Linked DNA regions of Mus musculus: all the other regions are linked to region 1. Evidence: chromatin loops called from intact Hi-C (ENCODE). Cell type or tissue: heart. All regions are shown on one strand. Region 1 holds the start of Zfp120 (zinc finger protein 120). Region 2 holds the start of Acss1 (acyl-CoA synthetase short-chain family member 1). Region 3 holds the start of Gm10130 (predicted gene 10130). Region 4 holds the start of Nanp (N-acetylneuraminic acid phosphatase).

What was found. Peaks named below come from ENCODE experiments on the same cell type or tissue, not always from the same donor. Only the 100,000 strongest peaks of a DNase experiment are listed, where the experiment ranks them.
Region 2: a loop joins it to region 1, with 8 times the contacts of the local background. A loop is called at or near these places in 5 of 42 quality-filtered maps.
Region 3: a loop joins it to region 1, with 2.2 times the contacts of the local background. A loop is called at or near these places in 5 of 42 quality-filtered maps.
Region 4: it touches region 1 in a loop (5-fold over the local background); 3 of 42 quality-filtered maps call a loop at or near these places.

What each region holds. Positions count from the first base shown.
Region 1 is chr2:150,132,788-150,140,787 of GRCm38, reverse strand. Zfp120 (zinc finger protein 120) reads left to right here and starts at 4,110. Exons shown (of 4, transcript NM_181266.2): 1 at 4,110-4,220. The coding sequence starts at 4,146. In heart, no CTCF peak of the experiment used is centred here; a DNase peak (open chromatin) is centred at 4,047; H3K4me3 peaks cover 1,519 bases; H3K27ac peaks cover 730 bases.
Region 2 is chr2:150,664,958-150,672,957 of GRCm38, reverse strand. It overlaps Acss1 (acyl-CoA synthetase short-chain family member 1), which reads left to right and starts at 4,718. Exons shown (of 14, transcript NM_080575.2): 1 at 4,718-5,073. The coding sequence starts at 4,761. It overlaps E130215H24Rik (RIKEN cDNA E130215H24 gene), which reads right to left and starts at 5,464. Exons shown (of 2, transcript NR_040331.1): 1 at 5,001-5,464; 2 at 4,026-4,497. In heart, no CTCF peak of the experiment used is centred here; DNase peaks (open chromatin) are centred at 867, 3,117, 4,697, 5,547 and 1 weaker place; H3K4me3 peaks cover 2,087 bases; H3K27ac peaks cover 3,063 bases; H3K27me3 peaks cover 880 bases.
Region 3 is chr2:150,307,304-150,315,303 of GRCm38, reverse strand. 3300002I08Rik (RIKEN cDNA 3300002I08 gene) reads left to right here. Exons shown (of 4, transcript NM_027017.1): 4 at 4,086-4,367. The coding sequence ends at 4,284. Gm10130 (predicted gene 10130) reads right to left here and starts at 3,854. Exons shown (of 4, transcript NM_001374676.1): 1 at 3,746-3,854. The coding sequence starts at 3,748. In heart, no CTCF peak of the experiment used is centred here; a DNase peak (open chromatin) is centred at 3,893; H3K4me3 peaks cover 1,016 bases; H3K27ac peaks cover 907 bases.
Region 4 is chr2:151,035,671-151,043,670 of GRCm38, reverse strand. It overlaps Nanp (N-acetylneuraminic acid phosphatase), which reads left to right and starts at 4,292. Exons shown (of 2, transcript NM_026086.2): 1 at 4,292-4,434. The coding sequence starts at 4,345. In heart, no CTCF peak of the experiment used is centred here; a DNase peak (open chromatin) is centred at 4,250; H3K4me3 peaks cover 2,576 bases; H3K27ac peaks cover 2,419 bases.

The DNA.
Region 1 (8,000 bases):
AAAAGAAAAGAAAAGAAAAGAAAAGGAAAGAAAGGAGAAGAAAAGAAAAGAAAAAATAGTGAATATAATAATTTTGGTTGGTTTCCTTAATTTAAGACATGTTTTCATCTAGTACCCCAGCTGTCTTGATTCACGGAGTACACTATAATGAATAACACACATTGAATCCTTAAGTAGTACTATATATTTAATCCTGTGTCTTTGGACCATCATTCCTAGCATGATAGTCTTCTACAGAAGAGGGAGCTTCCAAGTGAATTGATATTGGTCTGGTTAGAAGTAAAGGAGAATGTTCTTAGCAGGGTGAGTTCTTCTTGGCAGTCTTGGCTGGTCTTCATGGCAGTCTGTTGCTCCTTCTACAGCATCTTGAGATCATGATGCAATTCCCTGGACTTCACAGGACTTAAGTGATTTTGTTTGCTTGAAACCCCTACTTATTCCCCGCACAAGCTAAAAAACCTTTTTGCTCTCCTTTCCCAACCCCATCCTCAAGGAGAATATGCTGGGCCATGACTGCCTTTCTCATTACTCACCCAGGAGTACCCACCAAGGGCTCAGCTTTTTTACCTTATATGGGCATAATCATAGATCCTAGTTCATAGAGCATCACCCCATGCCCTAAACCCATACCCCCCCTTGCTTTAGCCCAGACATGCTGTGTTTATTATTTACAGTTAGTTTGGAGAAGATATGTATTATGGCAGCCCATTTATTATATACATAGCCATCTTGCATGCATTTTGGATGCTACTACAGGTGGTTAATATATCTCCAGTAATTTTATCTGTAGAAAGGAAACTTATTACAAATATTTTTGACAATAATAGAACTTTATCTGCAAATATGATGTTCTCTTGGAGGAATAAATCTTGACTTTGCCTTTTTAAATATGAATACATAAAAGAAATAATTCATTTCCAATCTACCTGTCAGAACATATGTTAACATGCATCTACTGGTATTTGATCAACATAAAGCATTAAAAATCAAATGCTAGTTTATATAACCTTACTTATTCATATGTGTATGATATGTATGTTGTGGTTCATGTTAGATTTTTTTTTCACTTGATCTGAGCTACAGGCAATTGTGAAAAGGAAACCTTGAGAATATGCATCCATAAGATTGGTCTTTAGTCTAACCCATGTGAGATTTTCCTGATTGATGACTGATGTGAAAGAACTTAACCCATCTTGTAGAGTAGCACCTTGGGCAGGTCGTTTTGGGAGACAAAAGAAAGTAGGTGATGGGGCTGGAGTGATGGCTCACTGAGTAAATGCAAACATTGCCCTTTCAGAGAACCAGACTTCAGCTCCCAATACAGACAAGAGATAGGTTAAACCTGCATGTCACAGTAGCTACAGGGTAAATTCTTCCCATTAATTTTTGTCCTTCATGGACACTTTCATTCATGTGCATATGTTTACCCAACAGACACAGTGATTCTAGCACCATGCATTCAGTTTTCAACAAGAATGGCCTCTCAGTCTTTCAGCATTCACTATCATCTACAGCACAGTTTTCCACCTTCACCCTCTCCTGAAAACATTGTTCAAAGGCATAAACAGCCACAAATTCACATTATTTTTTCCTACCACCAGCCTTACTCCTCTGACACCAACCCATTCACTTATTTATTTATTTATTTATTTATTTATTTACTTACTTACTTACTTACATATTTATGTATTCGGTTGGTTGTTTAAAAATAAAGAAAGAAATAAAAATAGCCTGATGAATTCAACTTTTGAGAGAAAGGATTTGTTTTATTTAATATTTTTTGTGTATGGCAGTTTTGACTGCATGTACATCTATGTGTCCCATGCATGCCTGATGCTTTGTAGAGGCCAGAAAAGTGGGATTGATCACCATGGAACTGGAGTCACACATGGATGTGTGTCCTGTGGATACTGGGCCTCAAATCTGGGACCTCTAAAAGAGCAGCCTGTACTCTTAACCACCGAGACCCTTCTCCAGCCCCTTGACATCCTATTTGAATGTGCTGATAGCAACTATTTTTTTTAATCTTCCTTGAACCACTTAGAAAGAAGAATAATGACTTCTAGTACAAATTAACACACATATTCTAATAAAGTTGGAAAATGGGAACCTCTTTTCTTGGATGTAGCTCTTCCTTCCTGCTTGCTCCTTTTCATTAAAACACTCTTCATAAGACAAAACAAGAGAACAAGGTCTCTGCTGAGATTTTTTTTAAAGACTTCTTTTGTCAATACAACTAATATAAATCTCTTTACCTTAGTCTCAGGTAGACTCTTCAGACAAGGGCATAAAGCACCCATCTTCTTCACCAAAAACAGTCTCTAGGCCAGATACTGAAGTTCTTCTTCACTGAAACATCTTGGGCCAGGTCTGCACAGTACAAGTCACTCTCAGCAGCAGAGTCTTCCAAATACCTACTAGGATAGCCCAGTAAGCCTCAATAGAAACATTCCACTGCTTGCAACTACTCTGTGTCCCCCCAGCACACTCCTACCCAGCTACATAACAGAGTTAAGCAAGATTTCTGAATTCTTTTACATTGTTAAAAATAAATAAATAAAATGTACTTGCTGTCTCCTAAGCATCAAGGAGCTGGGGTTATGGGCTGGTGATTCATAGGATAATCAAAAGGGATCCTGGAATAAATAACCAAATTCATATATAATTAAAAAAAACAGGCTTTTGATCTGCATATGATGAGCTAGCAGGAAGATACTGCACTACTTTTTAAAATGTTTTTTTCAGTATTGAGAGCTGAGCTATCTGGATATCTCTGGAAAGCAAACACAGCTCTTCAGGATTTTTTTCTAACATTCTAATGTCTGAGGTTAGAAACCCAAAGAATTACTTAGAGAGGCGACACAGCTCTGTTAAAATATTTTCTAGCAGTTATCCAGAGAAGACTATGTGAAGAGTGAACACAGCAGATTTTTTTTTCCTTTCTGATTTTGAAAACCCAAGAATTACTTTTAGAATTTTTCTAACAGTATTTTTTGAATTGGTTGGAAAAGCCACGAATTTTTTAGATCAGTTTTTTCTGACTTTGGTCAGAAAACTGAGGAGCTATCCAGAGAGCGTTTAGAATTTTTACTAGCAGAGAGCTGTCTCAAGCAGAAAGCTAGCTGTCTCAACCTCAGAGGTTTTAGAATAGAAGGTAAAATCTGTCTAGAGCAGAGCAGAACACACAGACACAGAGAAAGCAGTCTGGGAAGCCATCTCATCTGGAATGCTATCTCAGCAGAACATAAGCCAGCAGCTTGGACCCATGATTTGAGTTCTAGTTGCTTGTTTCCCTGTTGCTCTCGAACACCCCTTCTCTTAGGAATCCAGACCTAGGTGAGGTTGGTCCTCTGCATTAGTGTTCTCTGTTCTTTCTATACATTGATACATTTTTGTATCTATACATTTTGATACATTTATTGGTTAGATCACAGATAATGATTAACAGGCAGCATTGGCTCCTTAGCCATCTACTTTTACAGCGTCATTTACTGGATGGTTAGCTAAGATTTTGTAATAGAAGATGGACATTCTAGAGGCATTTCTGTCCATCACTTTTATAATTTACAAAATGTTTCTGCATGACTTTGAGCTATATGCCATTAAAAATCTCTGCTTTTACCTTGTGATCAAGTTCAGAAGAGGATTTAACATAGCATGCATAGGGGTAGGCAAACCTATATGTGAACTTATCAACATTCCCTAAGTAAAGTCTCAATGATTCCAAAAGGAAGAAGCGGAAGTGCCTACTGAGTGTTGTGACTGGAGCTTTGGAAAGCTCCAAATTTGCAATGTGGCCCACAGTGGAGAGAGGCGGGTAACTCAGCAACAGCAAATTGGAGTTGTGGGTCTTCCCCTGACCAGGGTGGGGGAAAAAGACCAGCAAGCAATTGGAAGACAGACACAGGTGGTACTGAAATGCAAATTTCTACAGACCCGGAAAAGGACTGGCCTCTGCTGGCAACCTGTGCCTGGAATTATTCCTCTGTGTCCCTTCAACACACTCTAATCCTATGGGTGGTGTGTATGTCACTCCAGATTCACTAGCCAATCAGGACATCCAGCCGGATCTGCCACTCAAAAGTGAAGGCGGGCTCTTCCGGGTGCGATCTTGCAAGTTCCTCTTTTAAAGCTGGCAGTCGCGAATGTTTCTGCTTGATGTGTTCTGTGTACCGCTCCTGGGTGCGGGGACCTCAGGCAAGCCCAGAAGTTCCGACATGGTAAGTGCCAGGCGGTCTCCCACAAAGGGGAGGAGCAGGCGGCTGAGCCAAGGGGGCTGGAGTGCTGGGTCGTCCCAGGGCTCAGTAGTAAACAGCAGCCTGACAGAAGCTGAGACTTGTGAGCTTCCCTGTGGTCCTTTTCTCTCTCTCTGGACCTGGCGGTGGGCACTGAATCATCTCACTAGCGTGGCTGCATCTACACAAAACATTTGGGGAAAGGGCTTCTGTGTAGAAATACCCTTGGCAGGATGCCAAACTCGGAGAGCCCTAGTTTCTATAGTAAGTTTTGGCCTTAGCATTTAGGCATTTTACAGGTAGGTATAAGACCCATTTCGAGTTAATTTTGTGGAGCCTGTAAAAGGCATCTCGTGTGTCGGATAGCACTCAAATATTAAGCGGTGATGTAGAAGAGTAAAATTGATGTAAAGGATCTAGACTAATGCTTGTAGTGACGGCAAGTCGAATGTAGGTGAGAAAGGACTGCCCCTAAAACTCCACACAGGTATGTGCTATGCTAAAAAGGCCGAATGGAGAATAGGATGCTAGAATACATGTGGTAGTGTACCAGGATTGTCCAGACATTTGTCCACAAACCATAACATAGGAGACAACTCTGCTTTACAATCATGAATTAGGCCCATCCTGACTTCAAAGAGCAGGTCTCTAACAAGTGGCTCCAAGGGGTAAAATAGGGCCACAACCAATTTTAAGGCCTGGTGTGCCATAAAGGTCTGGTTTTCTTCTTGAGAAAAGCATCGTTTTGCCACATGGGCAAGACTACAGCTGGTGACAACCTTTTGAAAAGGAAAAACACTGTTTTGGTGAGGACTGGCCTGGTCAAGCAAGGCATAGAACAGCTCCTTCTAGGTCTCCAGAGCCAATGCCAGCCTGGGGCTCAGGCTTGGGAGCTTCCCCTAAGGCCCTGAAGTGCTGAGAATAAAATAGAGCTCCTTCTCTAAAGCAAGGACGGTGCTTGGGAGAGCGGGTGGAGGTCTGGGGCCAGGGCCTTCGGGGATGGCTTGCTTCAGACCCTGAGATCCCACCACATGCGGCTATGGTTGTCAGTCCCGAGTCCAGTGTGGGCTTGGTCAGGAACGTTTTTGAGAGGTTCTCTCTTCCTGTTTCTCCAGCTTTCTTTTATTAGCTCCTTCCTGTGGTTTTCTCACTGTATAGTAGTTTGTGCTGACTTCATAAAAGTCTCGTATCTTGTTCCATTTTCCCCCTGTAAGAAGTATACAGGATGCTGTTCTTCAGAAGCCTGTGTGGCATAAGACAGCCTATCCAAGACACCCCCATCACAGCTTTGATACTTTCTTCCGTTTATTTATTTATTTATTTATTTATTTTTCCAGGCAGGTTTTCTCTGTGTAGCCCTGGCTATCTTGGAACTCACTCTGTAGACCAGGCTGGCCTTGAACTCAGAAATCTGTCTACCTCTGCCTCTGCCTCCCAAGTACTGAGATTAAAGGCGTTTGCCACCACTGCTTTCTTCTACTTTTCCAACCTTCTCATCTTCTGGCACCTCAAACTCAGAACCCCATCACCAAAGAGTGGCCTGCTGTTTCAGTGCACTGGTATACTTAAAAATAATTCTGGTTATATCTTTGCTGTGTAAATCTCCCATCTGTGGGACTTTCGGTCTCCAGTTCATATTTAAATTGCTTAAAATATCACCTGGGGCCTGAACCTAAGAGAGACTTACATGAGACAGCATATGTGGAATGTAAAATCTGTTCTTGGCTGTCTCTTCTCTAAGCATTAGCCAGAGCTGAATGCATGCTGCAATGAAAGAGATTTTTCTTAATTAGTCTTGTAATCACTTACGGAGCGATTTCTCCTGGGGAAGGTGTAAAGATTCTAGGAGAGCTGCATCTTCTTCCCTTTACTAGAAGTGTTTCTATGACACGCTATGTTGACTCAGGCACCTTTGATCCCAGTCTCATGCTCCCCGGGCAATAACCTTGTTTTCCTATGGATGAAAATTCTTAAATTATTGAGATAAAGGATTGTACCACACCAGTGTTTTAAAATTCCCCATTTGAGTCATGTAATGAAGTGTTCATTTCAGTAACAGGTGAAGGCTTTTGCCTGTGGAGCATGCCTTCTGCCTTCAGACCAGAGTAGGAGGAGCAGCTTGCTGTGTATGCTCTTAGAAGAAACAGGATAGCTAGACCACAGACTAAAGTTCAAAGGAGTCAGCTGCGGGCATCACCATTATGAAGAAGGACTTAGTTCACACAGGGTGAATGTCTTTGTAATTTTCCAGCATGTATTAATTTATGCATATTGGTTGTGGTGGCTATTCCTGGTAGTCAACTTGACTATATCTGGAATGAAGTGCAATCCAGATATTGAGGGCACACCTGTGATCCAGATCTTGAGGCCTCTGACTTGGATGTTGACATGGGATGACACAAGCTTTTTCGTGTGTGTGTGACGGGGAGAGTGGTTCAAGACAGGATTTCTCTGTATAGCCCTGGCTGTCCTGGAACTCACTCTGTAGACCAGGCTGGCCTCGAACTCAGAAATCCGCCTGCCTCTGCCTCCCGAGTAACACTGTCTTGTTAATGTCATTCCCTCTACCAGAGTAGGCTGTGCTCATTTTCAAAGTCATTATGCCTATGTGTTCTTTCAATTATATTGATATTTTTACAAAGTCAGTTGTTGGTGTTACTTTTTAAATTTCATTATCTTTATGTATTGCTGTTCTGATCTCTTATTTTTAATCATAAAATGTTTCCCATTCATTAAGAAATCCATTCCTTTTTCTAAAGATGTTTCCTATATGTGTGTGTTTAGAGCATCATCTCCTGTAGCTCACCCTTTCCTTCTGCTGTGTAGTCAAGATTTGCTGTGAACACCTGATCCTGACTCTGCTGCCCTGTGCTTGGAAGTCTGTCCTGCTGCTCCTTTCAGGCCGGGCTCCAACTGGTCAGTGAGAAGAGATATAGACCAGTGAATGGGAGTCCTCCAACCTCCCTGGATTCGGGTGAGGGGACTGACTACAAATAAAGAGGGACCTGTGTAAGCATTGAGTTCTCTGATCAACTTTGAAGCTGGTGTAATCACAGCAGAGAAAAGGAGGGGGAAGAAGGAAGGTGAGGGCCTTTCTGCTTTGACAGTAGTTGGTAATAGCAATGAGTAGTCAGGTAGTCAGTTTTAGACAGTCAGTAAAAGTCGCAACTGGGCATCTAGGAGGCTCCCAGAGCAGGGCAATCACGAATCTGGATGAGGAACTGATCTTATTTCTAGAAACCAAATTTCTGTATTTAAGCTAGTTCAAGTAACACAAGATGTAGACAAACTACTGTGGCTGTGCCTAACAGGAATGTTATTTTTCCCTGGCTTAAAATACACAATGTGAGTGAAAGATATGAGTAATACTTGATGGGCTCTAGGACATACGTTTAGTCCCTGAAGAATACTGGACCATAAACCATGTTTTAACTTTAAAAAATAACCTTTGAGAGTACAATTAAATCATCCTTCTCCTTTCTCCCCACTGTTAAGTCTCAAGCCCGGGGACAAATGGCTGAAGATCCTATTTAACAAATCAAAGCAAACCTGCCTGTCAGGTTCTCTCAGCAGACCTCAGTCCCTACCTGATCCTGGCATGGTTTGCAAACCTAGCCCTGTAGCCTGGGGGTTAGGCTGCCCTTCTTCCAGCTGCCATTCCTCCTGTAATCCAACCATGTTGGTTGCCTGCTCTTGTCAGATGTAAATCTACCACTTACCATCCTGATATCTTGGTCTGGCTCTTGCTTCTCCCCTCCTTCCTCT
Region 2 (8,000 bases), 530 kb before region 1:
CTGGTGATGAAGTTCCATCCACATTCTTCCTTGCACAGAACGGGAAGCTGGGGGGTATCTTGGGTTGAGCCACTGTGATTTACCCACTGTTGTCTGTTCCTGACTCTACAAGAAAAGTGATTTTGAAATGACGATCTGCCTTTTGGCCGTTGTCTCTGCTTTCTTCAGTTCTTCTCTGTCTTCCCAACCCACTTTCTCTGCCTGGTCTGCGGTAACACCTGGTATATTTCCTGGGACGGTACATCAAGGATTGAAAATAAAGCTAGTTGAGATCATTGAATGCTTATGACTTTTTTCTTTTTCTTTTTCTAACCTCTCTTTATGATATGAGATAGGAGCCACGAAAGCCAAGGCAAAGGAGTGGTAGAGGTGAGCACCCCTGGGAATTTCCCAATAAGTCCTTGAGGCCCAGAGTTACAAATGACCCCTGCCTTGTTTCTGGCCTTGGGCATGAGAACAAGTGCATCCAGCTTCAGGGCTTGAAGGCTCAGGAGTAACTCTGCTAAGACCAGTGCTGAGATGAAAGACAAGCCCCAGGCTCCATTCCTGCAGCCTGCACCCTGCAGCCTGCACCCTGAGGTTCCCAGCCCTGCATCCTACTGACTTCAAAGCCAGGCTGCAAAAGGGAAAACTGACATGGCCCCATGACCGGTGTTCTTACAACTGAGGGCTCCAGAAAAGCAACCTGTGGACCCCGGGCTGGGTAAGGCTCACCCTTCCGGTTTCAGAGGGACAACCTCAGCCTTAGGCTGTGACACTCTGGAGGAAAGGCCCCATGTGGCCTCTTAGCTTGGCAGTAGAAAGTGCAGTTCTGCCCAATCTGGCTGATTCTGCTTCATGTACATATCCGATCCAAAGAGGAAACAGGAACTGGGTGGTGTGTCTTTATTTGGAAACAGAGGCAGAGTTGTAGCTCAAAGTTATAGTGCAGGGTAAGCACGCAGAAGACCTTGGGTTTAATTCTTAGTGAAAAATTGGAGGGGGTGGGGTGAAAATACATTTCTTAGGAATCAAAGATGATAGAAAGGTACACTCCCCACGTATCCCATGGCAATCGTAGAGAAGCCTCTGTACTGTCTCATACACTTGTTTTAACAGGCAACTACTGTGAATGCACTATGTGCCAGGAAAAGTCTGTGTTGGAGACTGGGTGTTCTGTGTCTGTGCCAAACACTGAAGCTGGCATCTTCTCCCATCTCAAGATGTCCCAGCTTTCAGGAAGAGAGAGAAGTATACAAAAAGCTTATATACATGTGCTACCAAGAACAGTGAAGTCAGAAGTCAGACATGGGTGTGAACGCCAAGGTGATGCATCCATGAGGGCGACAGAACAGAGCTGTGGACAAAGGGAGTTTGAAGAGGTCTGAAGGAAGTGGAGGGAGGTGGTCTATATGGGTCTCTAGGACAAAGTGACCCAGGCAAGAGAAGTAGTCTGTGCAAAGTTCTGAGGCAGGAGTGTGCCTGCTGTTTGGAGGTCAGGAGGCCAGTATGGCTGCTGACTGAAAAAGTGAGGGTGGAGAAAACACCCGCAGGAGGCGGGCCTGGATCAAGTAGACCCCTCCTCTTTCTCTTAGATCCCTCCCATCTCCTTTCTCTTCTCTTTTCCTTTTGGGAGACAAAATCTTGCTGTGTTGTACAGCTAGCAAGGGATCCTCCTGCCTCAGATTCCCAAGTAGCTGGGACTATAAGCATAAACCTCTGTCCTGGGCATTTCTCATACTTGACTGTACACATATGGCTTCTGGGGATGTGGTAAATGCAGGTTGTGAAGCACTAAGCCTGCCATGGGGCCCAGCAGTCAGTATGTCTCTGCTGCCTGGAAGATGCTCATGAGGTAAAGTCCATGGGCAGCTCTTCCAATATGAAGGATGAGCCTTGCCAGGTAGGGTACTGGGGAAGAAAGGCGTGTAGGAGACACTGGCTTGTTCTGAGTGCAGACAGACCTCACCTGATCTTTGTTTTCTTTTTCTATCCTACTCTTCCTTTCCTTTTCTTTCTTCCTTTTTCTCCCTGATGCTGGGGATGGAACCTAGGGCCTTGTACATGCTAGGCAATAGCTCCACCACTGAGCCACAGCTGCAGATAGCTCCAGCCCTTAACCTTTGTTCTTAAAGAAACTGCATTAGCTGATTAGGCCATACAAGAAAAGGGTGAACACAACTGCAAGCCCACTGAATAATATTTTTTTTAAAAAGTGGTGGTGGGGTGGGGGAGGGGCTATTATTCTGACGGTGATCCCTGGGGTACTTGCTAATAGGTTGCTAGTACCATGTATGAGAGAAAAGTCTAGGTTGACAAGATTATATGCCACTTGAACAATGAGAACATGTATTCACCTTCTTTAATCTGGAAGGACAGTGTTTGAGAAAGAGGTTTCAGGATGTGGTATATTTAAGAGGTTAATTAGACATTTAAATAGGGGCTGGGGCTGCGCTCAGTTGGTACACTATTTGGCTAGAATGCTTGAAGCCCTAGGTTTGGTTCCCAACATCCCATATAGAAAGTATGGTGACACATCTGCGTGATACACAAGAAGTGCAGGTAGGGCGGAGGATTAAAAGTTCAAGGTCATTCAAGTCTGAGGCTGGCACTGTCTCAAAAAAACAAAAGCAAAACCTAACATTTGAATATGGGCTGAAACTGGAGGAAACGTTCTGGTTCCAGGTTCCAGCTTGAAAGACAAGGGGACCTGGAGGGGAAAGTGGAGGATTGAGAACTCCAGCACTTTGAAGACAAGGAGAGAGAAGACAACGCGTGCAGGGGATGAGGTGTAGGAACTGGCAAAGGGAAGGCCTCACATTTTAGGAGTAGTTTTTGTGCCAGCTAGCTACAGCTGAGTAATAAAGTTAAGATTATCTGAGACTTCTTCCAACCTCGCAAATCACTAGAAAGGCCTTTTGTGCTGAGGGTGAGGCTCCATACCTGGTATAGAGCAGCCAAGGTGGATGCACATCTGTCCAGAGCTGTTCCTGGTTGTGGGCTGGTGCAACTCAGTCTCTCTGTGGGTTCTTTGCCCCCAGAAGGCAGGACCAACTCCCTCACACCATGGCAGCTGGGAACCAACCAACCAAAAAAAAAAGAAGCAGCACACAGGGTTTCCTCAACACAGCCTTGGCATCTAGCCAGCCTGTCAAAGTATCACTTCTGCCATGTCCTCTGGAGTAAAGCTAGGAGGTCAGCTAGCCTGGATCTTCATCCTTTTAGAGGGTTATGCATGCTGACAGTAGAACTCAGGGCCTGTGCATGCTAGGCAGGTGTTTTGTCTCTGAGCCACACCCCCAACTCAGCTTCCACACCTCCAGCTCAGTCTCCTGGTCTTGGTGGAGCAGGAAATGCCGAGTACACACTGGAGGAGGAAGTGTTGGTGGGTATCTCTCAGACCACCTGGCAGAGTCTGCCCTTTCTCTTACCTATAGCTTTATGTGTTCAACTAAAATGTGCTCTTTTATAAGTCTCTTTTTATTAGCTTGAGTGCTTCCTTATTTATTCGAGCACTATGTAACCTTCTGTGTTCCATTGTTTTGTTTCTGGCCCTAGCCTAGCTTTTGGTTTGATTTGGTTTCTTAAGGTGGAGACTAGCAATGTTGTTCAGGCTACTCTCAAACTCATGGTCTCCAGGGTGTGATCTTTTTGCCTTGGACTCGTGAATAGCTGGGACCCCAGATGTGCACCACTGTGCCCACTTGCCTAACTTTTGAATTAAGGACAAGTGCTTGGCTGAGGGCAGGACATATGCCTGTGCTAGTTGTTGGCACCGCCTTCCTCCTCAGCAGCTTGCCCACAGTATCCCCTCCAAGGAAACTACCTATCTACAGCTGTCATTGCCAACAGGAAAAAGTCTTTGCCAGCCCGAAGAACTCCACAAACCAGTTTTCCAAAGTCTCCGACCTCTAGTGTTTATTTTTTTTATTATTTATTCACTTCTTAAGTATTTGGTAGAGACACATTTCTTTTTACTCTTGATTATTCAGTAACAAAAACTTGAACTTCATGACGGAGCTGATGGTCAACGAGGCCCAATGTGATATGGACATTGATTTATTCTTTCCCATAGCTTCCCACCACCTGGAATCAGCAAAGGGTCCCAAGGAAGTGGTACCTGCCCTGGCAGAGGTCAGCAGCTGGTAACCAAAATATTGTTACTGGACTCAGGCCTTCATAGCACCTCCTTTCCTGTTTGAAGGCCCCCAGGGTTGCTCATCAGCCCTTTAGCCCGCTGCGGGTGATTTATGTGTGTGTGGCATGGTTGTACAGGCCCACACCATTGGGAGAGGGCTTTACTCTCAGAAGGTCTCCTAAGGAGGAAAGCTTTGACTTCAATCTATGGTATGCTGAACCAACTGACGGTTCATCCACACCATCTGTGAGCTGCTTCGCTCTTATGACCACTTAGACGCGTTCCCAATCTTATCTCAGAGCGCTGCCTGTGTCCCAGGTCCGGAGGCTGGGCCAACCGTGTACTTGCAGCTTCTGTCGCCAGCCAGAAAGTTATTTGGTCTGTAAAAAGAGATCGCAGAAACCCAGGAAACTGAAGCCGAGAGCGCGGGCTAGCCCCGGACTGGGCGCACAACAAAACCTAGTTCTACCCACCTCCCGGAGTCCCTGTCCAGGAGGGAAGAGGTGGGAAGGGGCAGGCTCAAGGAAGCTGCTTCTCCGGGAGAGAAGTAGTGGGTGGTGGCCGCGGGGGCGGAGCCGGGGCGGGGCCGTGGAGACTCTTAGGGGCGCTCAGGCTACCGCACCCGCGTGGGGCGTCGGGCGAGATGGCGGCGCGCAGCCTCGGCAGCGGTGTGGGGCGACTGCTGCGTGGCCTGCAAGGGCGCTCTGGACAATCGGGGTGGTCACTGAGCGTGTCCCGCTCGACCGCCACCCGACTCCCGGGCTGCGTTCCTGCAGCAGCGCAACCAGGCTCGTACCCCGCGTTGAGCGCTCAGGCAGCCCAGGAGCCGGCCGCCTTCTGGGGGCCGCTGGCCCGTGACACACTAGTTTGGGACACTCCTTACCATACTGTCTGGGACTGTGACTTCAGGACGGGCAAGATCGGCTGGTTCCTGGGAGGCCAGTTGAATGTGTCTGGTGAGTGCCTTGCTGGGTCCAGCTCATTTTCGCCGAGACTCGGGAGGCTCCAGTCAGTAGCAGCTGCCCCCAGGCCTTGGCTCTTTTCTCCAGAATGCTTCACCACCCACCCTAATCCTTGGGTCACGTCACTTTGTTCTGTATTCCACCGGATCTAGAGACTGCAGCTGGCGAAGCAGCAGTTACCCTCCCAAGTCTGCAGCGCTGTCTCTAGCGGGAAACTGGGGATACCCGGTTTAACCTCAGAGTGTTCTACCCTAACACAGATTCTAGGGGGCTTTGTCTTCAGACACAAAGCTTAGGACCCCAGATAGGCCTAGATGGAGAGAGCCCATGCTCCAAGAGTCCAGGCTTTTCTGACTCAGGGCCCCCAGATCAGCAGGGTAAACGCAAAGTACATAGGTTGCTATCGGCAACTGCAGGTGCTAGGGCTCGAGGCTCCCCTGAGGACAAACCTTGCAGTGTAAACAGAGCTTGGTGGGTGCAGGAAGAAGAAAGTGTCAGCCCCTGGGAGGGAACTGCTTATCTCCTCCGGTTGGGGTATGTGGGCAGGAAGTTCTCGGTCTAAGAACTGCACCCCAAAAACAAACGTCTACAGTGTCAAAGGCAGGTGTAACTTCAGCTCTCCGGAGTCTGAGTCAAGAGGAGCTGAACTCAAAGCCAGCTTGGACTATGTACCAGCCTCCCCCTTGATCTCTAAACGAGACACATCAGTCACTCTAGCTGTCAGTTTTCTGATGAGCCCGGATTCTGCTGAGGGTGGAGGCAGGGAAACACACGGAGGAGCCGAGAACTGAAGGAGGGGTTGGACTGAGAGGGGCTGGACAGACAGGCTGTGTCTCTGGTGCACAGCAGAGGGTTGGGAACTTTTGCATTCCTGTGGGATGGGAGCGAGGGTTGGATGGGTCAGAGATGCGTAAGGGACGAACTGAAGGTCTTTAAGACGAGGTGGCAGGTGATGCTTTGTTTAAGGACCAAAGTTAGAGGTGGAATCTGGTGTCTGCAGTTTCACTACCTCTTCAGCTTTGGTGCGTCTCAATCGCCCCATTTGTAAAATGAGAAAGCAATACTCACCTCTTATGCTGTCTGTACCGCAGTGCTGGGGGTGGGGATACAGTAACCTGTCCAGGCTTACTGGTGATCAATAAGCTGTAGCAGTTCTGATTTAATATATTCAGAAATTATAGGGTCTGTTTTTATTTATTTATTTATTTATTTATTTATTTATTTATTTATTTATTATATGTAAGTACACTGTAGCTGTCTTCAGATACTCCAGAAGAGGGCATCAGATTTCATTACGGATGGTTGTGAGCCACCATGTGGTTGCTGGGATTTGAACTCGGGAACTTCGAAAGAGCAGTCAGCGCTCTTAACCACTGAGCCATCTTGCCAGCCCCCTGTTCTTTTTTTAAAGCACAAAACTTTAAAGAAACTTTGGACAAGTCATTTTTCCCCCGTATATTATATCACTTGACAAGTTTAATCTAAATGAGTCTTTTACTAGATAAGTGTTGCCTTTAGACTTGAGTCAGCAAATTCTTCAACTTGGGTTAAGAAGTTCTTGCGTTTGCAGAAAGTGTCCTTCAAGTGAGTATAGCAGTTTGCAGAAGGAAGGGGGCAGAAAGTGTGCGGCTTCTTTGGAAACCTCTCCTCCCTTAAGAGGTCAAGGCCGCTGGGACGACCAAGCTTGTAGCTGATAAGAAGTGGTATCAGCCTTATGGTGAGGCTTGGGTGTGGTCTTCTAGGAATTCTCTGGCCTCTATTCTTCTACTATTAGAGCTGTGTGAGCCAGACAGAGTTTGAACTTCGCCAAACTGACATGCAAGAAAGCAGCTTCTCCAAATGTCTGGCTTCCTATCTGTCAGCAGCATCTTTGCCCTTTGCCCGTTTCTGCAACCTCCAGGGGTTACAGTGTGAACAGGGAACAGACCGACTGCAGCTGCTCTGGGAGCCACTTAGAGAGTTGTTAAGTCATTGGGCTGTTTAGGCCTGATCTGTTTATGTGTGATAATGACAACTTGTTCCAAAAATTTGAGTGGCACTATTATCCTTCCAGTGATCTTCAGGCTAATGCTTTTCAAAGGTCCAGACCAATGCTGCTGGACCAGGAAGCTTTTAGAGATGCAAATTCGGGGGCCCACTCTAGACTCTTAGGTTTAGAAACCCCGTGGCTGGGTGTCTTCCAGCTGTGATTGACAGGCCCTGCAGGTGCTTGGCACAGCACACACAGCACAGTTTGGTGGTTTCAGCTGGGTCTTTTGGGCTACACTGAGGTCTTAATTCTTACTTCATTGCATTTCACATGTTTCCTTATATTTGACCTAAAGAGAGCAGTGTGTCCTGGAATATTATTGTAGTTACCATTGTTCCATACTCTAATTTAGCTGTACTGCTGGATAATGACCCTTTTATTATCCTGAGGTCTTAGGTCAGGACTCTCAGGGCCCACGGGGGTCTACTCTCTCCCCTTCCCTGATATCTCACCTCCTGGTTTGAGGCCTGAGTGGTGGGTGCTATGCTTAGAATATGGTTCATCCCCTAAGCTCCTCAGTAAAGTCCCCTTGTCAGCTATTATGAGGGAGGTAGCTAGGATTGGGAGAGGTTATCCGGGCTGAGATAAAAGGTTCTGATCTTGGTGTTTTATAAGAGGGAGTGGCCAGAAGAGATAATGGATGTCTCATTCCACGTGATGCTCTGCCTCATTTTAGGGCACACTCATCAAAGACAGCATTACCAGACACAAGCCTTTGAACTTCTAGATGCATGAGCTAAATAACTGTTTGTAAAAATAGCCATCCTCTGTTATTTCATCAAGGTTCCTGAGAATGGATTGTACAGTTGTGATAAGTGAAATTTCAGGCTGGGCTCAACTGAAACATGTCCTGCAAACCACACAAAGCATCTCATGGTATAATGGCTAGGTT
Region 3 (8,000 bases), 170 kb before region 1:
AAAAGAGAGAATAGCCAGGTCCAGGGACATCTTGGAGAGTACAAAGTAGACATAACCCTGAGGCACGTGGAGAGAGGAAAGAAGGGAGAAAGCAGATCCAACATAGAGGTCAGGGTGCTTAGTGACAGATGAAAAAGACCAAGTGACCAAAATGGTTGGACTGCATAAGGAATGGCAGCTGGGTGAAGGGCAGCCCTACCCCTGGGCTAGAGGACGAGATATGCAAGCCATACCCTGTATCAGGTAGGGACTGAGGTCTGCTGAGAGAACCAGGTTTGCTTTGATTTGTTAAGTAAGCCACTTAACCATTTGTCCCAAAGTTTCAGACTTAATAGGAAGAAAGGGAATGAAATGATTTAATTATCTCTCAAAAAATATTTTTAAAAGTTGGAACAGGCTTTATGATCCAATATTCTTCAGGGACTAAACATACGTACTAGACGCACCAAGTGTTATTCACGTCTTTTCTCTCACATTCTGCATTTTCTAACAGGGAAAATAACATTCCTGTTAGGCACACCACATCAGGTTGTCTAGATCCTGTGTTGCTTGAAGTAGCATAAATATAGAAATTTGGTTTCTAGAAATAAGTTCATGTCCTCATCCAGATTCGTGATTGCCCTGCTCTGGGAGCCTCCTAGATGCCCAGTTGGGACTTTTACTGATTGTCTAAAACTGACTTCCTGACTACTCATTGCTATTACCAACTACTGTCAAAGCAGAAAGGCCCTCACCTTCCTTCTTCCACCTCCTTTTCTCTGCTGTGATTACACCAGCTTCAAAGTTGGTCAGAGAACTCAATGCTTACACAGGCCCCTCTTTATTTGTAGTCAGTCCCCTCACCCCAATCCAGGGAGGTTGGAGGACACCCATTCACTGGTCTATATCTCTTCTCACTGACCAGTCGGACCCCGCCTGAAAGGAGCAGCAGGACAGTCTTCCAAGCACAGGGCATTAATACTCAAGTGAATAAAAACAGACCAGGTTTGTGGGTGTAGAAAATGGTTATGTTAGCTGGAAGTAGTCAATAATGAATTTCTTTTTTAAAAAGATTTATTTATTATTATATCTAAGTACACTGTAGCTGTCTTCAGATGCACCAGAAGAGGGCATCAGATCTCATTATAGATGGCTGTGAGCCACCATGTGTTTGCTGGAATTTGAACTCAGGACCTTCGGAAGAGCAGTCGGTGCTCTTAACCACTGAGCCATCTCTCCAGCCCAATATTGAATTTCTATTTCAGTGGTGTGTGTGTGTGTGTGTGTGTGTGTGTGTGTGAGTGACTCTTTCCAGCTAACATAACCATTTTCTACACCCACAAACCTGGTCTATTTTTATTCACATGAGTATTAATGAGGGTTCTCTAAAGTCACAGAACTTATGGAATGTCCCTATAGTACAGCAAATTATTAAAATGACCAACAATCTGCACTCCCAACTAACCAAACAACGAGTGATTTTCAATGGGAAATCTAAGGATCTAGTAGTTACTCAGTCCCACGACAGCTAGTGTTCCAGCTTGTCTCCAGTATAAGTTGGAATCCTGAAGAAGTAGCTGCCTCCTATTCTTATCTGAAGGCTGAAGGCATGCTCCACTGGCAAAACCCTTCACCTGTTACTGAAATGAACACTTCATTACATGACTCAAATGAGGAATTTTAACACTGGTGTGGTACAATCCTTTATCTCAATAATTTAGGAATTTTCATCAATAGGAAAGCAAGGCCATTGCCCGGGGAGCATGAGACTGGGATCAATGGTGCCTGAGTCAACATAGCTTGTCTTAGAAACACTTCTAGTACAGGGAAGAAGTTGCAGCTCTCCTAGAATAAGATACCTTCCCCAGGAGCAATCACTCCACAAACAATTACAAGATTAATTAAGAAAAATCTCTTTAATTGCAGCATGCAATCAGCTCTGGCTAATGCTTAGAGAAGAGACAGCCCAGAACAGATTTTACATTCCACATATGCTGTCTCATGTAAGTGTGTCTTAGGTTCCAGCCCTGGGCAATGTTTTAAACAATTTAAATATGGACTAGAGACTGCAAGTCCCACAGATGGGAGACTTACACAGAATAGATATAATCAGAATTATTTCTTAAATAAATCAGTGCCCTGAAACAGCAGGTCATTCATCAGTGACAGGGTTCTGAGATAGAGGAGCCAGAAGATGCGAAGGTTGGAAAAGTTGAAGGAAGAAAGTATCAAAGCTGGGATGGGGGTGTCTTGGACGGGCTCTGTCTTATGCCACACAGGCTTCTGGAGAATATCAGCCTGTATACTTCTTACAGGGACAAAATGGAACAAAATAGGAGACTTGTGTGGAGTCAGCACAAACTATCATGAATGGGGAAAACACAGGAAGGATCTAATAGAAGAACGTTGTACAAAAGGAACACTGAACCTCTCAAAAACATTCCTGACCAAGCCCACACTGGACTCGGGACTGATAACCATAGCCGCATGTGGTGGGATCTCAGGATCTGAAGCAAGCCATCCCCGAAGGCCCTGGCCCCAGACCACCACCCGCTCTCCCAAGCACCATCCTTGCTTTAGAGAAGGAGCTCTATTTTATTCTCAGCACTTCAGGGCCTTAGGTGAAGCCCCTAAGCCTAAGCCCCAGGCTGTCATTGGCTCTGGAGACTGAGAAGGGGCTGGGCCATTCTCCATTCATGAAGGCCTCATAGAAAGCCTCCCTGGACCAGGCCAGTCCTCAGCACAGCAGTGGTTTTCCTTTTCAGTTATCACCAAGTGTGGTCTTGTCCACATGGCAAAACTATGCTTTGCTCAAGAAGAAACCAAGGGGGCTGGAGAGATGGCTCAGTGGTTAAGAGCACCGACTGCTCTTCCGAAGGTCCCGAGTTCAAGTCCCAGCAACCACATGGTGGCTCACAACCATCCTAAACGAAATCTGATGCCCTCTTCTGGAGTGTCTGAGGACCGCTACAGTGTACTTATATATAAGAAAGAAAGAAAGAAAGAAGGAAAGAAAGAAGGAAAGAAAGGAAGAAAGAAGAAAACCGGACCTTTATGGCACACCAGGCCTTAATGTTGGTCGTGACCCTATTTTGCCCCTTAGAGCCACTTGTTAGAGGCCTGTTCTTTGATATCGGGATGGGCCTAATTCATGATTGTAAACCAGATTTGTCTCCTTTGTTATGGTTTGTAGACAGATGTCTGGACAATCCTGGTAAAAAAACACATATACTAGCATCCTATTATCCGTGGGGTGTTTTAGAGGCAGTCCTCCCTCAGCTACATTCTACTTGGTGTCACTGTAAGTTTTGGTAAATCCTTTACATCATCAATTTTACGCTTCTAAATCACAGCTCAACATTGGAGTGCTACCCAACACACGAGGTGCCTTTTACAGCTTCCACAAAATCAAAGCCAAAGGGATCTTACACCTACAAACCTACATATTAAAGGGCTAAATGCTAAGGCCAGAACTTCCTGAAGATACAGAGAAACTAAAGCTCTCCGCGTCTGGCTTCTTGCCAAGGATGTTTCTACACAGAAGCCCTTTCCCCAAATGCTTTGTGCAGATGCAGCCACCCTAGTGAGGTTATTCAGAGGCCACCTCCGGCTCCAGGGAGAGAACAGGACCACAGGGAACCTCACAAGTTGCTGCTTGTCTTTCTGGCTGCTGTTTATCACCAAGCCCCAGGGACGACCCAAGACAGCAGCTCCCTCTGCTCAGCCCCCTGCTCTTTCCTTTTGTTGGACATGGCCCTGCACTTACCATGTCGGGACTTCTGAGTTTGCCTGAGCTCTTCTCACAGCACCCAGCAGCGACACGTGGACCACAACAAACTGAAACACACCGGATTGCTCCGCTTTGGAGAGGAACTTGCAGGAAAGCTCCCGGAAAAGCCCGCCTTCTCCTCTGATTGGCAGGACCGCCTCCATGTGCTGATTGGCTAGTGTGTATGAGTAACATAAGCACCACCTTTAGGGTTAGAGTGCGCGGAAGGGACAGCGAGGAATAATTCCAGGCACAGGCTTCTAGTCAGAGGCCAGTCCTTTTGCAGATCTGCAGAGCTTTTCATTTCAGTACATCTTGTGTTTGTTTTCCCACCCAGGTCGGGGAGGATCCACAACTCCAGCTTCTGGATGCTGAGCTACCTGTTTCTCCCCTTTGTGGGCAGTGACCCTGTGCTACCTTGTTGCAACTTTGGAGCTGTCCTGAGCTCCAATCACAGTGCTCAGAAGTTACTTCCTCTTCCTCCCTCAATCAAGGTCCATAACTTGTGTGCTGCGGGTCACCCCAGTGGAATGTAGGAATCTTTGGAACGAGGGTCCTCGAAGACTAGGTGGGTAAGGATTTGGTGGTGACAAACAGAAATAAACACAGAGGCAATTTGAATCAGTGTGTTTTTCAGCTCTCAAGCGAGGATTTTTATACATAATGAGGAACAAGTATTACAACTCTTAGAAGATGTGTTTAGTGTAGTAATTAGGGGTAGGACAGATAACATCATTGTTATTTAGCACAGTTAAACACAAAATCATCCAAGGCTAATTGCATATTTCCAAGAGCAGGTTAATAAATTTTTATGGTCAGTTATTATTTAACATCTACTACCTAATTTTTTGTGAAACTTCAAGGTGCAAATTTAAACTATTTTAATTCTTCTTCTTTTTTTTTAATCTTAGGCTTTCTTTACCATATACCAAACCCACTTCTGAGGACAGATGTATAGCCATATGAAATTTTGTTATTGAGAAAGTTCTTATCTATCATAATACTATTTTGTAATTTCCTAAATGATTTATGAAGTAAAGCGCTGGTTTTCGCGAAGATAAGGTCATGGCAGTGACCCCCATCTCAAGGGATGGTATCTTACCCAGTGTCTCGCTTACAGCCCCAGCCCAGGCTATCAGGAACATCTTGTAAATAAGGAAAGGAATAGAAGAAGATAAAAAGAGATACATTGCCATGAGAACTTCAGCTCAATATTTTGCTCTGGTCAAGATTTCCAAGAGGCCTCCTTCTTTTGAAATTTTTGCCTCAGTATGTGGAACTTGTCACACAGATCCAACTAAGGTTGGTGTGGCACTTTTATAGACCATTTCTCAACTTACAGTGGAGTTATCAGTCTGTCCCACAAATGGGAAGGTGCCCAGAATATTAACAATTAAAGAGGGATATTAGGAAACAAAAAAAATTTTTGTGCGTCTTCTTCAGGGTTCAGGTACACTGCAAGTACTTTCTACCTAATAGTTATGAGTCAACCCTCAGACCCAAGCAGGAAGCACATGACAAACACTGTGGAGCACTCTTGTTAACCAGCACATCTTCCTCAGTGTGTTGGTACAACAAACAAATAGCAACAGCAATTCTCTAGATAAAAAGAACTGATAGAATCAATCTCTCTATCATGTTGGAAGTGGACTTATTAGAATGGCTCAAAAGCTGTGTCATTCTACTAGTCCAACAGTGGCTGTCTACCAGTGGAAAGTTGAAGAATACACTCATGGTTTAGTCCATGTGGCTGCATGCCTCAACTGGTCTTCAGTATATATCAGAATTCCAAAGAAATAAGCCTAATGCCAGTTTGTTTTTGTTTTTTGTTTTTTTAATGAACTTGCTAGCCAGAGGTAGGGCAAGTAGACAAAGAGAAAGAGGTATCTATCATTTTCAGTGTCCTTTGTATATGTAAGCTGTGGCCTAGATTAAAGATGGATCATATCAACTAAAAGATCCAGATTATATAAGGGTTCTCCCATTTCAAAAGCTAAGATAAAAAAAAATCCCCACAATAGCCAACTATTTGAATTTTAGCTAATTCCAGATATATTTAATATGGCTACCAAGAATAGCCAGTACAACTATCTAGTCAGGAGATGTAAGAAAAAAAATTTTTTTTCTTGTGGCAGGCAATGAGAGCATGGGAGCCATTTCCAAAGCAATGATTTTCTTATAAAAAAGGAAGCATTGAGACTTTACTTGGGGAATATGGATGCGTTCACATAGAGGTTTGCCTACCCCTATGCATGCTAAGTTAAACCTTCTTCTCAACTTGGCCACAAGGTAAAAGCAGAGATATTTTTTCTTTTTGTTTTTTTGAGACAGGGTTTTTCTGTGTAGTCCTGGCTGTCCTGGAACTCACTCTGTAGACCAGGCTGGCCTCAAACTCAGAAATCCGCCTGCCTCTGCCTCCCAAGTGCTGGGATTAAAGGCATGAGCCACCACACCTGGCTAAAAGCAGAGATTTTAAAGATCATTCTTAGCTCAAAGTCATGCAGAATTATGTGTAAATTATAAAAATGATGGACAGAAATGCCTGTGGGATGTTCACCTTGTACTACAAGGTCTGAGCTGAAAATCAAATAAATGACACTATAAAAGTAGATTGCTCAGGGGCCAGTGCTACCTGATAGTCATTATCTGTGATCTTCGATCTAACCAATAAATGTAACAATGCCACAGTTCTCATATACAGAAAGAACGGAGAGTATAAGTGCCAAGGACCAACCTCAAATAGGTCTGGGTTCCTAAGAGAAGGGGAATTTGAAAGCAGCAGGGAATCAAGCAACTTGAAGTCAAACCCTGGGTCCAAGCTTGACAGCTGCGTGGCCTATGTTCTGCTGAGATGACTTTCCAGATGAGATGGTGCTCTGCTCTGCTCTGCTCTGCTCTGCTCTGCTCTGCTCTGCTCTGCTCTGCTCTGCTCTGCTCTGCTCTAGACAGATGTTACTTGCTATTCTAAACACTCTCTGAGACAGGTAGCTTTCTGGTCAAGACAGCTCTCTCTGCTAGTAAAAATTTTAAAAGCTCTCTAGATAGCTCATGGGTTTTCTAACTAAAGTCAGAGAAACTGCTGTAAAAATAAGCTTGGATCTACTGGCCAAGTCAAAAATACAGATAGAAAAATTGTTTTGTTTTGTTTTGTTTTGTTGAGGAAGGAGTTTAATAGTTTAGCAGTTAAGGACATTTATGAGTGAAAATCACCACCTCATAAAAAGAGAGGCATTATTGTTTCTTTCCACCTTACAGGGTACCTCCCTTTATTCCTTCCTTCCTTCCTTCCTTCCTTCCTTCCTTCCTTCCTTCCTTCCTTCCTTCCTTCCTTCCTTCCTTTCTTTCTTTCTTTCTTTCTTTCTTTCTTTCTTTCTTTCTTTCTTTCTTTCTTTCTTTTTTTCTTTTTTTAATCGAGACAGGGTTTCTCTGTATAGCCCTGGCTGTCCTGGAACTCACTCTGTAGACCAGGCTGGCCTCGAACTCAGAGATCCACCTGCCTCTGCCTCCTGAGTGCTGGGATTAAAGGCATGCACGCGCGCCACCACGCCCGGCTACAGGGTACCTTTCAATAAATGTGGATTTCCAAACAGGAATATGAAGGAGGGAAGCAGTGTAGAGGAAGAAAGTGCCCTTGAGGGCTCCACCCTGCCTGCCGTCACCTCACATCTGTAGCTTTAATACTCTCAGGAAAAGATGACCATCTTTTGTAGAATGTTTGTACATGTTTTCATATTTCAATTTCCACTTAAACTTTCTAAGGCTTTAACTGGCTCTATAGATTAAATGAGTCTGTGCTTTCCTTGCAATGCACTTATGCTTATTAATGGCATTTTATAATTTTGTATGAATGCCTATTTTCGCTAAATATTTTGCTTTCACTAAGTACTTTCCAGCTTTCCTGGGGGTTGGTGGAATTACTCTTTACTGACTAATAAACATTCTCCCGACCCATAGGACTCAGTTATTCGGGGGCTCGAGGGGGGCCATGCCTGAAAGAGAAACGGACGAGAAAGAACGAGCGAGACCAAGCAATGATTGTCAAGGTCTCTTTATTGTGAGCAAGGTTACAGAATATAAGCACTAAGAAGGAGGAAGTAAAAAGGGAGAACCTTGCCCGTGCCTCAGCCCGGGGGCAGGGGTGTTCTGCATAACTGCCTGGGAACTTATTATCTACTCTTAGCTCAGGGAACCTTCTGTGGTTTTTCTCAGAAAGTTTGCAGATACTATTATCTGATCTTGATGTTCTGTCAGC
Region 4 (8,000 bases), 900 kb before region 1:
TTTTGTAAACACTGGAGGAGCTTTGGCCCATTTGATGTAGAGCTGGAATGTAACTTACTTAAAAGCATTGCTATTCAACTCCTACTTCCAATGTTGTGATTTTGTGAGCACACTAAGAGCAAAAAATAAATGTGAATAAAATGTGAGAAAGATCAAGGTCAACACAGTACACTAAAATGAAGAACAGCAATTCTTTATTTGGGAAGCAGAGTGCAGCATTTTTATTCTTGGCCACATCATATACAGTTACAGTAGAGCAGTAACAGTATTTGGCAGTCTGTAATGTTTGCTTTGCTCTTACAGGACAAAGGGCAGATTTTTTTTAATGTTATTAATTGAACATTTTGCTAGAAGATAAATGAAGGGAAAAAAATAATGATGTCTGGTCAAAAAAATACATGGGAGTATAAAGGCAGTATTCTATAAAAACTCTGAAAACAGCAGCATCTGCTTGACTCTAATGACCTCATGGTGGAAGGAATCACAGCAACATGTTGCACATACAAAAGAGGCAAGGGTGGGTGTAGAAATGTGGGAGTCATCAGGATCAAAATAGGAAACTAATTCAGTCCTATGGGTCTAGCCCACTCCCTGGGTGTAGCAGTATTGTATCAAGAGGGTGGAGCCACATGGCCTAATTACCTGCAGGTCCTTGTCTACTTCAGTTCTATCACTATTACACTTGGGACTAAGCTTTCTACAGGAATCTTTGAGTAACAAACTGACAGCAGAAATGGGTTAGATCAGTCTAGTATCTGTAAGAGAAAAATATGTCCAGGGGTAAATTCCTAACAGTGGGACCTCCTAGCCAATAAAAGGCATCACTAAATTATTCTCAAAGGTGTTTGCACCAATTTACATTTCCTCAAGCAGAGTATAAGTGCCTATTTCCCCATGTGGTCACCAGCTTTGGCTATCAAATATTTAACTTAATATATCTTTTGCGGGGTTCTAGTTGTCTGTTTCAAAATACTCAGATGCCTTTTTAAAGTTGATTTGATTTGTATGGGTGTTTTGCCTTGCACATAAGTGTGTGTACCACTTGTGTGCCTGGTTCCTATGGAGGCAAGAAGAAGGTGTCAGCTGTCCCTAGAAATGGAGTTACAGACAAGTGTGAACTGCTGTGTAGGTGCTTGGAATCAAACCCAGTCCTCCAGAAGAACAGTCAGTGCTTTTAACTGCTGAGCCATTTCTCCAGCCACCACACCAAATATTTAACTTTTATTTCATAAATATATATATATATGTATATATATATACATATATACATATATACACATATATACATATACATATATACATATATATATTGAGACAAGGTTTCACTAAGTAGCCTTAGCTCTCTTAGCGTTCACTCTGGAAACCAAGCTGGCTTTTAATTCATGGAGATTTGCCTCACTCTGCTGACTGTGCTGGGACTGAAGATATGCATCACTTGGGGGAGGGTATAGAGGGTTTTCGGAGAGGAAACTAGGAAAAGGGATAGCATTTGAAATGTAAATGAAGAAAACATCTAATAAAACAAAAAAAAAAGAAGAAAATTAGAGCTTCCATAGCTTTCAGTGAAAAAAAAAAAAAAGATACGCACCACCACCAAGGCTACATGTGTCATCTTTATTTCTATTCTATTAGATTTACATTTTATAAGGATAAGTGGGATTGACCATTGTTCTAGTTTGCTTCCAGTTGCTGTGGTGAAATACTTTGTCCAAAGCAGAAAAAGGTTTATTTGGGTCACTCTTTTAGGTCACACTGGATCACTAAGGGAAGACAGAGCAGAAACTTGAGCAAAAACTAGAAACAGATACTGTGAAAGAATGAAATGCTGCGTGCTGTTTTACTCTCTGGTTTGTGCTAGTTTCTTTGCAGCCCTGACACACAAACCTAGGGATGGTGCCACCAACAGTGAGCTGAGCCCTCCCATATCAATCATAAATCAACACAATCTCTTACAGACATAGCTGTAAGTCAGTCTCACCTGGCAACGAGCCAGTTAAGGCTGACAATAAATAAAAGCTACCCAGAACTTTTTAAATATTCATTAGCTGTATCTTTCTCTCGTCCCGCCAAGTCTACCCTTAAGAGTTCAGTAAAGACTGACATATCTATATGCACATATATATGTACATCTCAGTGCCTTAAAATTCCATAGGAAAACATCAGGGTTCTAGTCATGTAAGTTCAGAAGGAATCCAGGCTGTGAAGACCAATCTTGAAATACCAACCAATGCATGGTATCCCAAAGACAGACAAACCTCTGTTAGGATTGATTACATAGACTGCAATAGCTTGTCTAGGGTTAGATTTTTCACTGACTGAAACAAGATTCTATACGCACATTAGAAGAAGGCGAAGACCTGACCCATGTCTCTAAGATCCATGTGTCCATCAGAAGCTTATTGTATATCTATTATGATATTTGACACAACTACAAAAAGCAATTACAAATATTGCATTCATAATTTTGGCTGACTGCTAGCCTAAGTGCACACAACTGTTTCACCACCACTGCATCGGTGAGGGTAGTCTATTAAAGGAGGAACACTTTTGGGAAAGTCATCAACTCTGACTCTGCTCCATAAAATACAAAAACTATAGGTAGTCTGCCATTCATCTCTTTCTACTGAGCATCAGAAACCCATCTGTGACTTGTGTACCTCAGGTTATGGGAGCTTTTTTTTTTTTTTTTTTTTTTTCTGTACAGAGCTAAGCATCTTAGTCTTTAGTCAAGTTATACAACTCTGTCACTGTCAGGCAAAAGCAGAAGTATACTACATAGACTCAAGGATGCTGCATTCCAATTATTAAACACCCAAAAGGAGTTAAGTTTATCTCAAAACACAGGAAGTTTTACAGCCAAGCAAAGGTGGGCCAACAAGTTCCTTATGAACACAATACAGCTCAAAGTTAAATTTGTAGCCAATGAAAAGACAAGAACAATATGACTGGCTGAAGTCAGCCTTTACCTTACATAGTTTTGGCGGTTTGGGCCTGACTGGCTGGAGGCCCAGCCATTTTTTCACAATTTGTATATATTACCCAGGTAGGGTACAGTTCACTATGAACAGAAGCCACTTGGAGCCAGTATCATTCAAGTATAGACAAAGATCTTAGTTGAAGTTAATTCAAGCCAGATGTGGTGGTACTTGGGAGAACTAGCACTTGGGAGACAGAGGGAGGCAAATCACTCTGAATTTGAGGCCAGCATGGTCTACACAGCTAGCTCCAGGCCAATCAGTTACTCAATGTGACACTGTCTCAAAACAAACAAACAAACAACAAAAACTGAAACTATAGACAATTAAATTTAATCAATTCTCACATGTTATGAAATACTTTCTCATTTTCTCTGAATAACTTACAATGTAAGAACCAATCCTAATTCGAAAGCTCAGAACCAGGTCTGTGGCATTGGCTGACCCAATAAGTTCCAGGTTAGTGAAAGTGACTCCAAATTTCATCAATAAAAAAGGATTAGAGGTTGATTTCAACCAACAGAAGGCAAACCTTGTTACTTATCTTGTGGGGTTCTTAACAGACAGTCTCGGTTCCTTGCTAGAAATTACAGAAAACCATGCAATTAATAGGCACACAAGACTTGGGCTGCAGAGTTTCAGAAAAATGAGTAAAGATGGAGGGAAAGGAGCTGGAGAAATGGTTCACTGGTTAAGAACTCATACTGCTCTTGTAGAGGACCCAAGTTCCCAGCACCCACAGTGGGCAGCTCACAGCCGCCGCAACTGCAGCTCCAGGACGACCTCGTCTGTCCTCTGCAGGCACTCACGTACACAGAAACACAAATACACATTTTTAAGAACAACCATTCGGCAGACACTGCAGAGACTCCCATTTCTCTTCAGTTCTTCTAAGCATCTTTCAAAGGATGTTCAGATGAAGGCTCTAGTTCCTACAAGGCTGTGGGCAAGAAGTGAAGCGCTAAAGTCACCGGGCAGCTAGGTTCCGAGGTTGGTGGGCACACTCTCCTGCCCCATCTCCTGATGGAGACTGTGCGGTCACCATAGAAAGACAGGCCAGCCAAGGGTCTGGAGAGTTTCTCCAGTACGGCTCGGATGTCCTTCTCAGCCCTAAGCAAGCCCACCAAGCCATTAACGGAGAGGACCATCCACCCACACACAGCAGTAAGCCTTGATAACACTCATCCACCTCTCGTGCACGCGCACCCTATAAAATTTAGTGTCCGAATCTCGCGCGATCTTGCCACGGAGACCCCGGAGCTTTGGAAGGGTCAGGTGACCTCCGAGACTCCGCCCAGGTGTTCCTGACCGCCTTGCGCATGCGCGGCGCGGCAGAAGCGGCTCGCGCGCTGCTTGGGTTGCCGAGGCTATGGGGCTGAGTCGGGTCCGCGCGGTCTTCTTTGACCTGGACAACACACTCATCGACACGGCCGGGGCGAGCAGGAGAGGCATGTTGGAGGTAACGTCCCCGCGCCGTCGCCCTCCCCTGCCGGGCCAGCACTCCGCTCCGCACCCTCAGTCCCCCCGCTGCGTGCCCGTGGAGCTTCTTTCCCGCGCGTGGGGCCGGGTGCTGGACTCTGAACTGCCACGACTGCAGAGTCGCCGCCACCTGCGGTCACCCGGGCTCGGACGGCGCGGGACGAGACCCCTCGCCCTCCTCTTGCTGCAGCCCCGCGCGAGATGGGCTGCGGTGGGTTTTGGGGAAGAGGCTCAGACAAGGCTTTGGCCCAGGAAGTTATATAACTCTGAGAGGCGGGCCTGGACTTAACCTACATCATAGCATTTTTTTTTTCCCTGCAGGCCTCCCTGTGGCCTTCCGGGCTTTCTGGTGCTGAGACCCTCGGCACATAAAATGCTGAGGGGGCAGTCTTTTAGTGAGGCATTGCTGATCTGCACCCTCCTAGCTATAGCTACAGATGCTGTCGGACATCTTCCTTTTCCAGTCCTGCTCTTAACCCACCCCTACTTTCCATCCCCTGCCTTCAGCTTCAAGGAGAAACCGAAGGAGTATCAGATGTGGAAAGCCCACTTACAAAAAAATGCCTGCCCTTTCAATACTAAGGGTCTTATGCGTCTTCAGGTAGTTTTTTGTTTATCTGGATCTTAAACCTTCCACATTTCTTGCTGCATTGCACCCACAGTTTGTTCGTGTCGGTCTTTAAAATTTTTTAACCCTACATCTCTCTTGGACTGTGCTTTTCTGCACAGCTATGTTTTAAGGAAAATTGCCACCCGTTGTCTCCATCAGGGCTCTCTTCTCTGTATTTCCAAATCCACTCACTGGGACGTAGCTTCTGTCTCTGCCACAAGAATACAATAGGCTTGCCAAGTGGTTAGGTGGCTCCCAAAGTGCCAACGTCACTAGGTATTTTGAATTGGGGTGTGCATGTGCGTGTGCGTGTGCGTGTGTGTGTGTTATTTTCTTGGTTCTGAGGTTTGAGCCTACCTCCTCGCCATCCGAGACAGGTTCTCCCCTGAGCTACTTCTCCCCACACTTGGAATCAGTCTTAACTGAAGATTTCCACGCTGTCGATTGCCCCGTGCATTGTGACACCCTCACACGTTACATACTTCCGTGTGTTCTGCCTCCATTATCTCAGACTGCAGACAGGGCACACTCAACAGGTGCTCTTATCCAGCTGAGGCCCGTGTTTTGAGACTCAGGTTTTGTGTTAGGCTGGTTCTTGTTAAGTAGGTCTATTAAACCTCACATTTGAATCACAATTCTCCCAGTACTCGGTGCCTCAGCAGACCCCCTGTCTATGCCTAGCCTCAGATCCTCGTAAATTTGAGCATTAGTCTGCATAACACTGTCAGGTAGCTTTCATGCCATACATGGGAAGATTGTACCATCCAGCGCTCATTCAGTGAACTGCGTCCCCATCCACTCTTGTCTCCCAGTCTCGCTTATTCTCCCCTTAATGACAAAAAGGCTCATCCAATGTAAATTTTTGCTGTAGTCTTATCTCCAGGCTGACCACATCCAATTCATCTTTCATATCCCTGCCACAGTGAGTTTTGGGTTTTACTTTTTAAAACAAAAAAAAATGACTTGGGAAACAAGGCAAGAATATCCCTTGAGCTTCAGAATTTGTGACCAGTCTAAACAACATATTAAGACTCTTATCTCACACCACCACCCCACAATGTTTCTCCATGGCATTGCCCCTATATTTTGTACCTTATTTTTTACTTCCGATATCCCTCACTGCACCTGTCAGAGGATGTTATCATTAATTTTTTGCAACTCATACCTACAGCAGAATCCTGAGTTTCCTGAAAGGGAACATGCTATCTTAATTATCCTTGTTTGACATGTAATAAATGCTGAATGAATAGTGGATGGTGCATAAGAATTCATATCTCCAGTCTTGGTTCTTTCACCTCCTCCTTTACTTATAAATGGTCTATGAAATTAGCAAAATTAAATGCTGTAAGCATTTTATCTTGTAAGGATATAACATTCCTTATAAATTTTGACCTGTCCCAAAGTAATATGCCAGCTGTCATATACCATTTTGAATCATTTCTGAGGGGCTAGGAAGATGTCTGGCCTTTGCCTTGGTGAAGGAGTCTATCAACCTTACTTTCTAAAGAACCATATGGGAAAGTGTTTTCCATTCTTTTTAGGCATATGTCTTAGTTGCTGCTCTCTTGCTGTGACAAAGTAGCTTGTAAGAGAAAGCATTTAATTTGGGGCTTGTTTACAGTTTCAGAAAGTAGGGCTATGATCACCGAGGTGAGGAGTAGGATAGCCAGCATGCAGGGGTAGCCAAGAGCTCACATCTGACTTGCAAGTTAGAGGCAGAGATAACAAGACCGGGCCTGGCTTTTGAAAACTCAAAAGCCCACTCCTGATGATAATATCTCTTCCAACAATGTTACACCTCCTTGTCTACTGACTGAAAACCAAACATCCAATATATGAGCCTATTAGGGCCATTCTTATTCAGACTACTACAATATACTTTCATAGTCAAGAGGAAAAGGCATGAATGTATAGTTCCTCATTGAACAGATTTTTTTTAAATTTTCTTCATTTACATTTTAAATGCTATCCCGAAAGTTCCCCATACCCTCCACCCACCCACCCACCTACTCCCACTTCTTGGCCCTGGTGTTCTCCTGTACTGAGGCATATAAAGTTTGCAAGACCAAGGGGCCTCTCTTCCCAATGATGGCCAACTAGGCCATCTTCTGATACATATGCAGCTAGAGATACGAGCTCTGGGGTACTGGTTAGTTCATATTGTTGTTCCACCTATAAGGTTGCAGACCCCTTCAGCTCCTTAGGTACTTTCTCTAGCTCCTCCATTGGGGGCCCTATGTTCCATCCAATAGCAGACTGTGAGCATCCACTTCTGTGTTTGCCAGGCACCGGCATAGCCTCACAAGAGACAGCTATACCTGGGTCCTTTCAGCAAAATCTTGCGTATGCAATGGTGTCTGCATTTGGAGGCTGATTATGGGATGGATCCCCGGGTGCAGCAGTCTCTAAATGGTCCATCCTTTTGCCTCAGCTCCAAACTTTGTCTCTGTAACTCCCAGAGTGTATTGTTCCCAATTCTAAGAAGGGGCGAAGTTGAACAGATTTTTTTTAAAAAATCATTTGTTAATTAAATGTCTAATACAAATAGCTATGAACTGAGAAATGCATTTACAGGTGTGTTAGAAGAAGTAAAGGGCCAATTTATTTCATTTTTAAGGTAGATTCATCACATGTGGCATTAGTGAGTGATGTCCGACTTAACCAGGAGTAAGCAGGGATGCTGAGAGTGTAGTTCATTTGCTGGACTCTTGCCTAATTTTCACAAGTCTCTGGTCTAAGCCCCCAGAATCATAAAAACTAGCCATGGAGGTATATGCCTGTAATCCCAACATTTGTGAGGTAAAAGCAAAAGAACCAGGAATTCAAAGTCATCCCTCAGCTTCAAAGAGAGTTTGAGACCAGCCTAGACTATATAAGATCCTGTCTCTAGAACATTTTATTTAAAAAGGAAAAACAAACAAAAAAAAAAAAAAAAT